Regions from separate parts of the Homo sapiens genome. Here region 1 is linked to region 2. The links are chromatin contacts, found by Hi-C or POLR2A ChIA-PET in ENCODE. All regions are on one chromosome and are shown on one strand. The core of a region is the stretch at or near the end of the contact, and the rest is flanking DNA. Distances in the headings are between cores, read along the strand shown. Region 1 overlaps CAND1.11 (a long non-coding RNA gene). Region 2 overlaps SBF2 (SET binding factor 2).

Region 1 (6,527 bases), core at 1,290-3,789, 330 kb after region 2:
TAGTATAAGCTCATTAAATGGCAATTCTGTTTAAGAGTAACGACTAAGGATGCTGTGGTTTAAAAAATAAAGAAAAAAAAAGCACCTGCTCTTTCTCAATGCCAGAACACAAAGGTAAAGCAGTGAATATACCATTTCTCTTTAGATTAATCATCTCTAAAATAAGGACATGGCATCAAGGATCTCAAAGATTCTTCCTCTATGACTCTAGCCTTCTGAGGTCTTATATTCAGGGAGAAATGAACATTGAAAAGCGGGAGAAATTAAACCACCTTTCTGACTAGTTCCTTGGGAGACCCAAGCTGTGCTTCATCAGTACTTTCAGTTCCAAAGCGTATAGGATCAAGTCAGTTCCAGAGAGCAGGGTTTGGATGAGGAGGCCTGGGTGGATAGTACCGGTTAACTCCATAGCTGCAAAAACAATTCTTTCTTCACAGTAATACAATGATAGCAAAGGGGACATTTGACCTTTTCAAGATTTTTAAAATGCAAAATACAAGGTATGCACATAATCTTGTTTACTGACTGATCCTTTAAAAAATCTGGCATATTAATAATTCCACTTAAAATACTGAAGATGGGAGCCAGAAGGAAACTTGTTCTTTCTATACAATGACTGAGAAGGGAATTCTAATGAATATTTTGGCACACATATCTCATTTTCTGGCTGCTTTAGGACCCAAGAGCCAGTAGGTCATAATTAAAGCCAATAATGGCAACTCCAGACAGCCCAAATATTTTCCTGGTGCTGTCAATTCACTGCATTAAATGTTTTAACATCATTTTTTGGGGAGTGTAGAACATACGCACAGAGGGGGAATTAAATGTTGATGTGAAATTTGGAACATTTGCTGCAGGTTGCTCCAAAAGATATTGTTTATTACATTCAAAGGAATTATACAATGTTTTCCTTATTAGATAATCTTAAATGACCCTTTCTGGGCTGAGAGCTGTGAAGTGTGTCCTTAAGTTGTCAGAACAAAATCATATTTTCTGCAGAAAAAGAAAACAAAAAACATGTTTGGGGCTGAGGCTGCATGTCATGTAAATAAATGAACGTCTTCTACCTCCACTGGATCTTCAGGAATGTTCTCTTTGGTCACCAGGAGTTGTGTTGCTACAGAGTTAAAGCTACTCACTTTTCTGTCAACTCTACTTCCAAAAAGAAAACCCACAAATATATGTTTGCAAAATCTGTTTGGGATCCTGGAGACAAGGTCCTTAACTTTATCTTTTTCCTGAACAAGTTTCATACTTAAAAAAAATAATAACAATTAAAATTCCTCCAGCCCTACCCCCACCTTCTTCCATCCTTCCATTTCTACTTTAAATGATAAGAAAGTTTCCTCTTGGATGGAAATTAAACATCTCAGCCTGGGTGAGGCAGCTCAGGCCTGTAATCCCAGCATTTTGGTAGGCTGAGGCAGGAGCCTTGCTTGAGGTCAAGGGTTCAAGACCAGCCTGGGCAACATAAGGAAATCCTCCTTCTCTAATCTAAGGGGAAAAAAAAAAAAGTATCTCAGTCTAAGGTGTGTCTGAGAGAGTTCTGAATCACCATTTTGGGATGGAACAAACTGACCAGTCACTTCTTTTTTTTTTTTGAGACGGAATCTCGCTCTGTCACCCAGGCTGGAGTGCAGTGGCGCAATCTCGGCTCACTGCAAGCTCCGCCTCCCGGGTTCACGCCATTCTCCTGCCTCAGCCTCCTGAGTAGCTGGGACTACAGGCGCCTGCCACCACGCCCAGCTAATTTTTTGTATTTTTAGTAGAGACAGGGTTTCACCATGTTAGCCAGGATGGTCTTGATCTCCTTACCTCGTGATCTGCCTGCCTCGGCCTCCCAAAGTGCTGGGATTACAGGCGTGAGCCACTGCTCCCGGCTGACCAGTCACTTCTTAAAGGCAAAACTGGATTTGCTCTGCAAAACAATTCAGCAAAAACTTGGGTTCCAACTCTGGTGCTACACTGTGACAATGGAAACTTTCCAGCTACAACTTGGAAGTTGGGAGCCAAGCACAATACTAAGTCAAGGAAGGTATTTGAGGCCAAAGCAGACAGTGGTCTTGGCACTGCCTGCTCCTGAGCCCAAGCTGCAGCAGCTGTGGGGTGGTGATGCAGCTTTCAGAGATCTCTAAATCTCTAAGTACACCAGAAACCAGATTTTATTAACTCCCCTTTTCCACTTTTTTTTGCCCCTACATTTCTGCCATGGATTATATCATAATAGATGGTGAAAATGCTGTGAGGTGTATACTCAATTCCTAGGCATTCTTCCACTTAATCATACTCAGTTTTCTTTGAGGGCCTCCACATTGTAAATGAGCAACACCTTGATACTGGGAAAATGAATATGAAACTCAGGGCCACAGCCTCTGTGATCTGGTCATTCTGGGGCAGTCATTTTCCTACTTGGCCTACAGAACCAGGCAGGTCTCTGGCCTGGGGGTGGCGGGTGATGTTGTATTCTCTTGTCAAAGTGCACAGAGCCCACTCTGAGAAGATGCTATACTCTTCACGTTACAAGACGGCAATATGCCCGTTTCTGGGCCAATTGGCTGACTCAGAGATGAGGAGATTATTCCGTGACACTTTGTTTTCATTCCAGTCCAAAGGGCAAAAAAAAAAAAAAAAAATGTAAAACTCTGCTGCCACCTGCTGTTTCTTTAGGAATAAATTCTTGAAACGGTTCTAGGTTGATTGTATATTGGTTATCTTAGCCAAGTGCCTTGGTGGTGAATTTGGGGGATTTTGGAATATAAGTTTATGTAGTTGTGTACCAACTGGACTGTCATTTCCTAGGATGAACTGTTGGACCACATGGGTGGCTTCTCTCTTTCAGTCCATTAAGTCCTGCCTCCCTCATCCCTTGCTGAGACTCAAGGGCAGACTCCTTGATCCCAGACAACTTTCCAAGGGAGTTCACGCAAGGCTCTGACCAGTGAGGCTCCAGAGCAAAACCCAGGAGGCTTATAGGTTTAAGTGTCTTTTCTTTATGGGCCAATGATGTCTGAAAACTGTAGCAGTAGGTAAATTCCCCAAGCACAGACTATTCTCTGCTGGGTGTCAGTGGGTGGTATTGGAAGTGCCTCTCAGAAGTGCTCTTCTCAGCTTGAGGTTCATTTGTGATGAGGTTCATTTGTGGTGTCTCCAGATGTTTTATCTTTGTCTTCCTTGAGGAAACTGAGGCAGATTAAGGAAGACGAGTGTCCAGGAAAGTAAAGGCTAGCTCCATTTGAATCACACCCAGGTGAGAATACTTGAGCTCAGGTTAGATGATGAGAGGGATGAGGAAAACAGTGGCTCCTCGGAGCTCAAATAAAGAGCACTGGAGCATTAATATAGTCATAAGCTTAGATGGGCTTGATAAAGCCCTTAGTCATCTTATTGGAGGCATCCAGAGGACAGAGGCTGCCTTGCCTTGACTATATTAGTGGCTTGTTGCTGCTCCAAATCAGAAAGTGGGATTTTCCTTTTTGCCTTCTTTGGGAAGATCCATTTGTATGTAAATGAGTTCTTTTTGATTGCAGTCATTGTTGTAGCTGAGAATTCTTTCAACCAAGATCTTTTTCTTGGCAGAGATTACTGAGTCTATTAAGTGTGTTTTCATATAATTCTAAGTGACTTTTTAGATGGACACAGAAAGAAGTGTTAAGGAAATGACCCTTGGTCTTTTCTCCTATCAAAGAGAAAAGGCATTTGAGTGGTATCGATAAGCATTGAAGGTAACTGATGGCTTATCACTGTGTCTGGCATTATAGCTGGCACATTTATTGACTGAATGGTCAAACTTATCACCCGTTGTTCTTCCCAGAAGGTTCGTGAGACCTGTTGGGGAGGGACGGGGATAGAAAGGAACAGAAGGAAGAGTCTCAGAGTTAATCAGGTGGAAAGTCTGTAAGTGGAGTGAACCATGGGAGCTAGAATGCTATGGTAGGACCAAAATTAATACTGTATATGTCAAAATAAATGTGTATTACTTATAAAGTATATACAGTTCCTAAAAATTATCAAACAAGGTTATTATGTACAACATTTCTCCCTTCTGTGTCTCATTCCCTAAATATTATGATTGTTAACATATTGCACAAGCTTGACCATGTTTATGCTTCATGTATTTTCTTGTTTATGTCCCCGTTGTTCTCCCTCAGTATTTTGTAAAGGCTTTGGAAAAGTTCCAGCCTATCTCAGCTATGTGAAGAAGAGTTCAGGGAAGGAGTTTGTATAACACTAAAGAAATGTCAGTATCTCCTCACAGGTAGGGGCTGACATGATGCCACGGCAATGGGAAATGAAGTGGGAAACCCGAAGCAGGAAGGAAAACTCAGGAGAACTGGGTTGGGATAGTGGTTTCAGCTTCTCCTCGCCTCCTAAAGAGTCTCTTGATAGTTCTCAGGCCTTGAAGGTTCTGCCTGCCCCCAGGTTCCCCACCCCAGGAAAATAAGCAACTTCTCAGGAGAATAATGAGGTTGGTGTTTACCTTTGTGCTTCATTTGAGTAGCATGAGAGCACCCCATTCCTCACATCTGTTCATTCTTCTCCCCTTAGAAATCTTGTCTCAGCTGAAAGGTCAGAGCTAGAAGCCCCAATCTGCTTCTAGCTCTGACCTTCTGGCTTTGTCAGGAATCCCTATGAATTTGTGCTGTTGATTTTCTTTGAACTAAATACAGAAATGTGTCTGCACTCTGGGATAGAGAAGAGAGTATAGTAATTGCCAGGAGAACTGAAGATGACCTTAAGGCAGGCCAGGTGACTGGTAAACCATACCCTTCACAAGGCTACCAGAGCTCTAGCCTGACCAATATTATTTTGAAAGGGAATACATTAGAATCCCTGGTGACTAGATGAACATGGCCATCACTATTTCTACAAACCTGTCTTCTGATGAACATATACTCCTGCTGGATGGTGTCAAGACATGCTTGTTTCTTGAGTGGTTTAGATACCAGTTATTGCCCCTCCTGTTATGCCTGGTAACTAGGATGCTGTCAAGAAAATACAGCAGGACTTCATTGAGCTTAAAAAGAGCGTTTCAAAAATATTGCATTAGCCTTTTGTCCTTTCAGTCTGTTTTTCATAGAACAAATGTAATCTTAGTCGCTACAAATTTGTTTAAAATAGCTCTTCTGGTGAGTCACCTAAAGTTAACTGCAGATATGGTATTGTTTTAGCCATGTCAAGCTTGAAATGTTATCCAAGTCCTAGGAACTACTCACTATGGGAAGCTGATGATGTATGTGCCCTCACACGTGTTTTGAGGGTGATCCTATAATGTCCGGAGAGAAAGAAATGCCTGAGATGAACTGGTCAGCATTACATTTCTCAGAACGGGCTGCAAGAGCTTCAGAAGCAAAAGGAGTGTTCTCTGTAGGCTCAGATGCTCACATGACCCAAGACACGTGAAGGGTCTGCCCATCATTCACCCCTCTATCCCCACAAGTGGTCAGAAAGTTAGGAAAATCTCCAAGAGACCATGCAGAAGGGTCAAAGGATCTTGCAGATGTTCTGAGCAAAAAAATGAAAACTTTAAACAGAACATTGTGCCATGACTTGAAAAGGTCATTATCTAGTTCACACTTACATCAGACTATAAATATTGTCAGAAAAATGGATATGTTTGCCAGGACCATGAACAGTAAAATTGCTTAAAATAGGCCACAGAAACCCTCAAGGCCAGTGGGGCCATGGCAGGCCATGACACTCAAACCTGATGCTGCCTTGTGAGAGACCTCAGCAGGAACAAAAGCCAACAGCTGCTTATTGGAAAATTTATACTCAGTGGCCCTCAAAAATTGCAAAAGCCTTTCAAGTCATGTAAGTTAATTTTGTCTCACTCTTCCACCAGGTAGAAGTGAGACAGGGAGACTCATGCTCCTTAAATGAGGTCCCTTGTCAAAGACTAGCTGTCTTATGGCCTTTGAATACTCTGCCCTTCCCCCTTCCTATGGTATAGCTTTGTGTCCAGTTAGCACTGAGCAGAAGCTGCTCTCCTGCTGTCCCCACCCACTGTTGGCTAAAGCCAGGTCACCTCCTGCCAGGCAGCGGCTGGGTGAAAGTCCAGAGAAGCTCTCCTGAATAAACAAGTCAAACAAAGGCAGTTCCCAGCAGTGGATGGGGCTGTACTCCAGAAGTCTATTTGCAAATCTGTCCTTTAGAACTCGGAAGACATTCCCCAGGAGGAGCAATGTTATGCAGTGTGGCAAGGTTCCCAGGCTAGCCCACACCTCTGATTTAACCCAGAATGGGCTGGGGAAACAGTGCTCTAGAACTCATCATTATGGGTAATACCTTTGTAGTCTCTGCTCTTCAGTTTACAAATAGTTGCTGAGCTAGGCATGGTTCCAGGTGATGTGAAGGTTCAAAGCTGCCTCAGCTTTGTGGAGTAGGTAGATTCAGTAGCTCCTGGGTGCACAGTGGCTGAGATTTTCCCAGTCTCATGAAATCCCTGCTTCTCTTTCCTATCTACATGTTTTAGGCTGAAAGTGAAGGGATGACCATTCCGGCTTTTCTTTGGTTTGTTTCTTCAAGAT
Region 2 (6,681 bases), core at 3,032-5,531:
AAATCTAAACCCAGCAGAAGAAAGGAAATAACCAGGATCAGAGCAGAACTAAATGAAATTGAAACAAAAAAAAATTACAAAAGATAAATGAAACAAAAAGCTGGTTCTTTGAAAAGATAAATAAAATTGATAGACCATTAGCAAGATTAACCAAGAAAAGAAGACAGAAAATCCAAATAATCTCACTAAGAAATGAAACTGGAGATATTACACCTGACACCACTGAAATACAAAGGATCATTCAAGGCAACACCTTTACGCACATAAACTAGAAAACCTAGAAGAGATTGATACATTCCTGGAAAAATACAACCCTCCTAGCTTAAATCAGGAAGAATTAGATACCCTGAACAGACCGATAACAAGCAGCAAAATTGAAATGGTAATTAAAAAATTACCAACAAAAAAAAGTCGAGGACCAGATGGATTCACAGCAGAATTCTATCAGACATTCAATGAAACACCAGTACCAATCCTTTTGACACTATTCCACAAGATACAGAAAGAAGGAACTCTCCCTAATTTATTCTATGAAGCCAGCATCACCCTAATACCCAAACCAGGAAAGGACATAACCAAAAAAGAAAACTACAGACTAATATCCTTGATGAACACAGATGCTAAAATCCTTAACAAAATACTAGCTAACCAAATCCAACAACATATCAGAAAGATAATCCACCATGATCAAGTGGGTTTCATACCAGGGATGCAGGGATAATTTAACATACAAGCCAATAAATGTGATACACCACATAAACAAAATAAAAAACAGAAATCAAATGATCATTTCAATAGATGCAGACAAAGCACTGGACAAAATTTAGCATCCCTTTATGATTAAAGCTCTCAGCAGAACTGGCATACGAGGGACATACCTTAATGTAATAAAAGCCATCTATAACAAACCCACAGTCACCATAATACTGAATTGGGAAAAGTTGAAAGCATTCCCTCTGAGAACTGGAACAAGTGCCCACTCTCACCACTCCTTTTCAACATAGTACTGGAAGTCCTAGCCAGAACAATCAGACAAGAGAAAGAAATAAAGGGCATCTAAATCGGTAAAGAGGAAGTAAAACTGTCACTGTTTGCTGACGGTTATAATCATTTACCTTGAAAACCCCAAGGACTCCTCTAGAAAGCTCCTAGAACTGATAAAAGAATTCAGCAAAGTTTCCGGATCTGAGATTAATGTACACAAATCAGAAGCTCTTCAATAAACCAACAGCGACCAAGCAGAGAACCAAATCAAGAACTCAACCCCTTTACAATAGCTGCAAAAAAGTTAAAATCCTTAGTAATATATTTAACAAAGGAGTCCAAAGACCGCTACATGGAAAACTACAAAACACTGCTGAAAAAAATCACAGACAATGCAAACAAATGGAAACACATCCCATGCTCATGGATGGGTAGAACCAGTATTGTGAAAATGACCATACCACTGAAAGCAATCTACAAATTCAATGCAATCCTCATCGGAATACCATCATCATTCTTCACAGAATTAGAAAAAACAATTCTAAAATTCATATGGAACTAAAAAAGAGCCCGCATAGCCAAAGCAAGACTAAGCAAAAAGAACAAATTTAGAGGCATCACACTACCTGATTTCAAACTATACTATAAGGCCATAGTCACCAAAACAGCATGGTACTGGTATAAAAACATAGACCAATGGAACAGAATAGAGAACCCAGAAATAGACCTAAATACTTACAGCCAACTGATCTTTGACAAAGCAAACAAAAACATAAAGTGGGGAAAGGACATCCTTTTCAACAAATGGTGCTGGGATAATTGGTTAGCCACATGTAGGAGAATGAAACTGGATCCTCATCTCTCACCTTATACAAAAATCAACTCAATATGGATTAAGGACTTAAAACCTAGGACCTGAAACTATAAGAATTCTAGAACATTGGAAAAACCCTTCTAGACATTGGCTTAGGCAAGGATTTCATGACCAAGAACCCAAAAGCAAATGCAATAAAAACAAAGATGAATAACTGGGACCTAATTAATGAGCTTTTGCACAGCAAAAGGAACAGTCAGCAGAGTAAACAGACAACCCACAGAGTGGGAGAAAATCTTCACAATCTATATACATCTGACAAAAGACGACTATCCAGAATCTACAACAAACTCAAACAAATCAGTAAGAAAAAAACAATCCCATCCAAAAGTGGGCTAAGGACACGAATAGACAATTCTCAAAAGAAGGTATACAAATAGCCAATAAACATATGAAAAAATGCTCAACATCACTAATGATCAGGGAAATGCAGATCAAAGCCACAGCGCGATACCATCTTACTTCTGCAAGAATGGCCATAATCAAAAGATAAAAAAACAGTAGATGTTGGAGTGGATGTGGTAACAGGGAACACTTCTACACTGCTGTTGGGAATGTAAACTAGTACAGCTACTATGGAAAATGATGTGGAGATTCCTTAAAGAACTAAAAGTAGAATTACCATTTGATCCAGCAATCACACTACGGGGTTTCACCCAGAGGAAAAGAAGTCATTCTTCGAAAAAGATACTTGCACATGCATGTTTACAGCAGCACAATTCACAATTGCAAAATCACGGAAGTAACCCAAATGCCCATCAATGAGTGGATAAAGAAACTGTGCCAAATATATATATATATATACATATGCATACATACACATACACACACACACGTACACGATGGAATACTGTGCAGCCATGAAAAGGAATGAATTAACAGCATTTGCAGTAACCTGGATGAGATAGGAGACTATTATTCTAAGTGATGTAACTCAGGGATGGAAAACCAAACATTGTATGTTCTCACTGATACGTGGGAGCTAAGCTATGAGGACGCAAAGACATAAGAATGATACAATAAATTTTGGGGACTTGGGGTGAAGAGTGGGAGGGAGGCGAGGGATAAAAGACTACAAATATGGTGCAGTATATACTGCTTGGGTGATGAGTGCACCAAAATCTCACAAATCAACACTAAAGAGCTCACTCACGTAACCACGTAACACCCGTACCCCAATAACTTACGGAAAAATAAATAAATAAATAAAATTAATGACTGTCTAAATAAATATACTTACTTACATTTTTGAATAGTTGCTCAGCAAGTTCCCTGACATGCTTTATCATCTTCACTGGGTTATTTTCTTCAACTTTAATTCTCTCTACTTCAAAGGCTACCAACTAGGAAAAAGAATCAAATGGCAAAACATCAATTCCAAAATATGCCAAATTCAAAAACTGTGATAATTTCATACAATTTGCAAGCCAAAAAAATCCAACATATACATTATTTTTAAAACAAAATATTTCAGGTTTTGGGGTTTCACCTCCATTCTGGGGTTACAGGGTCAATCAAACCCTTGAATTGTCTAGTGGTTCCTCCCTGAGGATTTAGGGCCCTATTTCTTCTAGGGAAAAGTCATTTCTGGAACTCAGAGAGACCCTGTCATTCCACAGGCCTCAGTCAGAGAAATTCAGACAGTCAGAAAGTGTCTAAACATTTCCTTAACTCACAAAACATGAACCAAATGTTCAAGTCAGGATGCTCAGACTCTAGTCCTAGCTCTGCTGACAGTGTGTGATCTGGGACAAGGCACTTAAACTCCTAAGCTTCAGTTTTCTCATCTCTAAAATAAGATGGAAGAACAAGATGACCCTTAGACTCCTTCTAGTTCTCAAACTATCTCTTTATTAACTAATTTACTGGGAGAACTGTGTGAGTCTGTATACTTAGGGGTAAAGAAAAGAAGGCTGACAGAAAAAAAAAATTGTGGGGGGGTAAATAGATGGATGACAAAAATAAAAAGGTACAATACAGGATTCTTCTAGGAACTAATAGACTCACTGCATAGGCATATAAAACTATGGCTTACCTATTCTAGGCTAGGATAAAGAAAGACTGTCAAGGGCAAACATTCTTTTCATTCTAAGACATCTATCTGATGGAAGTGTGAGGACAAGGCCATGCACAATGCAAGCTGCCTCTCAAAGCCCCCATAACACCCCATTGTGGTAGGCTGCCTCAGGCTAAGTGAAAACAAGGATCACTTTCCCAGGAGCAAATGCTATTTTTCTACCAAAGCATTCCCATGCAAACGGCCAAAGAGGGTAGAATGAGAAATTATTTAGTTCTGATGGCTCATTTTTCTTAGGCTCTTGACTGATACATACATATGATTAGCTGGCAGTCAAGTAACATAAGTAAGACACCCAAAGTCACCACTGTAGGCCAAACAGAGAACTGGATGAACACTAAGGGGTGACTCAGTAGGAACCTTGGACAGAGTCCTTGCCTTATCATTGTTTCCAATCTAGACTATATTTGTACAAACAATAAATAAATAAAAAATAAGTTACCATATAAAGTTAGAGACAAAATGAAGCCTAACGCAGTCGAGTGGCTCTCAGAGTCAACGACTTTGGGAGAGTTTGGAAGAGATGGTGAGATAAGAGCAGAGTATGAAGAACAGAGGAGGGCACTCCAAGCAAGGGAAAGACCTACAAAAATAGAGGCTGTGGCAAGCAAGTTTTCTGCAAGTAACTAATCTCACTTTTTAGTTGTGATGAAGCTGTCAGAGGAAGATAAATTTGAATAGAAAAGAAAGAGTATATAAACCAATGTTACTATTCATAAAGCTTCAAAGACTAACAAAATGTAGGTGCTAGAAAAGACCTTGGAGAGCATCTATTTTAATCCCATAAAATATTATGTTATGAATTACTTAGTACAGAATCTAAAGGCTGATATGTTAGTAGAATCAATAACCAATCATATTAGATGGTAATATTAGAGAATCAATGACCAATAATTGATTAGAAAAACTTGTCCACCTCAGGATGTTTCCTAAATCTTCATATGCTTTGTGTTTTTAATTAAAGCATCTGATGCAGTAAACATATTCTACACAGAACTAAAATATGTGCCTCTTCTTTAAAAATTCTTACCTGTGAATACTTCACTATCTTTACAAAAAATAAAAGATCCTTCTCCTCTGAACCAAAGATATTTAAGACCTTGATTCCTACCTTCTCTATATAAAAGAAAATCACCAGAAGCAAAACATGATCACTGCCACGATTCTCCAATATCTTGGGTTCTAGGAGTGTTGTTCTTTTATAGATTTCAAGAAACTTTTTACATTTTTGGTTCTAATATAGTACTCTTTCAAAAATTGAAATGAGAATAATATTCTTGTTCTATCCACCAGAGTGGGCTGCTGTGAATATAGAGTTAAATGATAAAAGGAAAGATGCTTTTAAAAAAGAGCACAATAAATGCAAAACAGCATCCTTATTTTGAGTCACATCTGCCCTATTTCTCCCTTTATATGGCTAATTCCTTGAAGATAGAGACAAAAATTTGTCTTCCATATATTTAATGTCTCCTAAGACAGGTAGAGAAATGTTGATAATTGATTAGTGAGAATGCCACAAACTTAAACTATGGCTCTATGATTTTGATAGACTAAATGTAACTCCAGTTTGAAGTAATTTCAGCTATCTTAGCTTCAAATTAGACCTTTCTCCCTAAAACACTGACAAAAGAATTACTGTATTAGGGCCTTTAAAAATAAGACTTCTATTTATACAATCACTATTAAATTTTCAAAAATATTTTAAACAACCATTTTTTAAAATGTAATATTTTAAAATATGAGTAGCTTTTGGAGTATGAGTGGTTTTCGGTTACATGGATGAATTACATAGTGGCGAATTCTGAGATTTTAGTGCACTCATCACCTGAGTAGTATACATTGTTCAATTATTTAAAATTCAGTTGTTCAAAAATTATATGTATTTCCAAGGCATCTTATAATTTTTTGTAATTTTTATAATCCACATTAAAATATCGAGATTTGATAAGCATAATAAATAACATTGGGATTATTTAATACCTAATTTATATTTGACTATATAAATATGGAAAATGTTACTTTTTACTTTTAACTACTAGTCTAATTATGTCTATAAATAATGCCTTCATTTAATAAGAGCTATACCTCATCAAAGAGATCACAAGATCTATAAGGAGGACCTCTTTCTGAAACAAAACCTGCAAATGCCATTCCACTGAGTACTTTAGTGAGGAAATCATTCTCGACCAAACCACGCTGCCCCAAGAATGCTGTCTGTGAAAAAAGAAAATGTGAAATAATAATTTATCACTTGGTAACGGACAAATGGTCAAAACAGAAATACAATAAAAAGATCAAAGCCTATATAAATCCCTTCATGTATAAATATATGCTGTCATAAAATATATTTCTCTCAAAGAGAGTTATTCTGAAATACTACATATATTGAAAAGAATAAAAATGAATCTGTCTACATGTCAGGAGAAGAAATCAGAAATTAACATTCAATTTTAAAAGAAAAATTGATTTAAAGTTAACATATTCTAAGATATTATGAGTTCCATATTATTATTAAGAACTGATATCTAACCACACAGAGATTTTAAATAATCACATTTGATAAATCAAGGTCAAAATAAATGGCTCGGAAAAAAAACCAAGTAGTTTTATTAAATTAGAATATATTTTTTGGACAGATACAATATAGTACTCTATCTTACCTTGTGGAAATGTATTACTGGCTCTGCATGAATTCTTATAAGTTGCAGGCAGGATCTATATCCTTGGAAGAGTTGTGCAAATAATC

Evidence for each region. A loop is a pair of places that touch in the nucleus more often than their neighbours do. ChIA-PET counts read pairs that join two places held with the same protein, here RNA polymerase II (POLR2A). Pooled maps may share reads with other maps.
Region 1: a map of Caco-2 shows a loop between it and region 2 (8-fold over the local background). The contact joins two enhancer-like sites. A Hi-C loop is called at or near these places in 10 of 168 maps with a recorded cell type or tissue (Caco-2, K562, PC-3 and 7 more), 5 of 37 single-sample maps with no recorded cell type and 17 of 50 pooled maps. POLR2A ChIA-PET finds 5 or more read pairs at or near these places in 2 of 52 experiments (H1 and Panc1).

Annotation. Positions count from the first base shown.
Region 1 is chr11:10,320,557-10,327,083 of GRCh38, forward strand. The region is part of intron 1 of CAND1.11 (a long non-coding RNA gene); the gene reads left to right. Among named protein-coding and RNA genes, the nearest start is that of CAND1.11, 16 kb to the left of the region's middle. Within about 2 kb of position 2,540, at least 20 of the 41 ENCODE cell types and tissues checked have a DNase peak (open chromatin) inside an H3K27ac peak, as active enhancers do; they include Panc1, where a contact is called at or near this core.
Region 2 is chr11:9,986,395-9,993,075 of GRCh38, forward strand. SBF2 (SET binding factor 2) reads right to left here. Exons shown (of 40, transcript NM_030962.4): 11 at 6,596-6,681; 12 at 6,021-6,149; 13 at 3,103-3,201. Among named protein-coding and RNA genes, the nearest start is that of LINC02709, 230 kb to the left of the region's middle. Within about 2 kb of position 4,282, at least 2 of the 41 ENCODE cell types and tissues checked have a DNase peak (open chromatin) inside an H3K27ac peak, as active enhancers do; they include Panc1, where a contact is called at or near this core.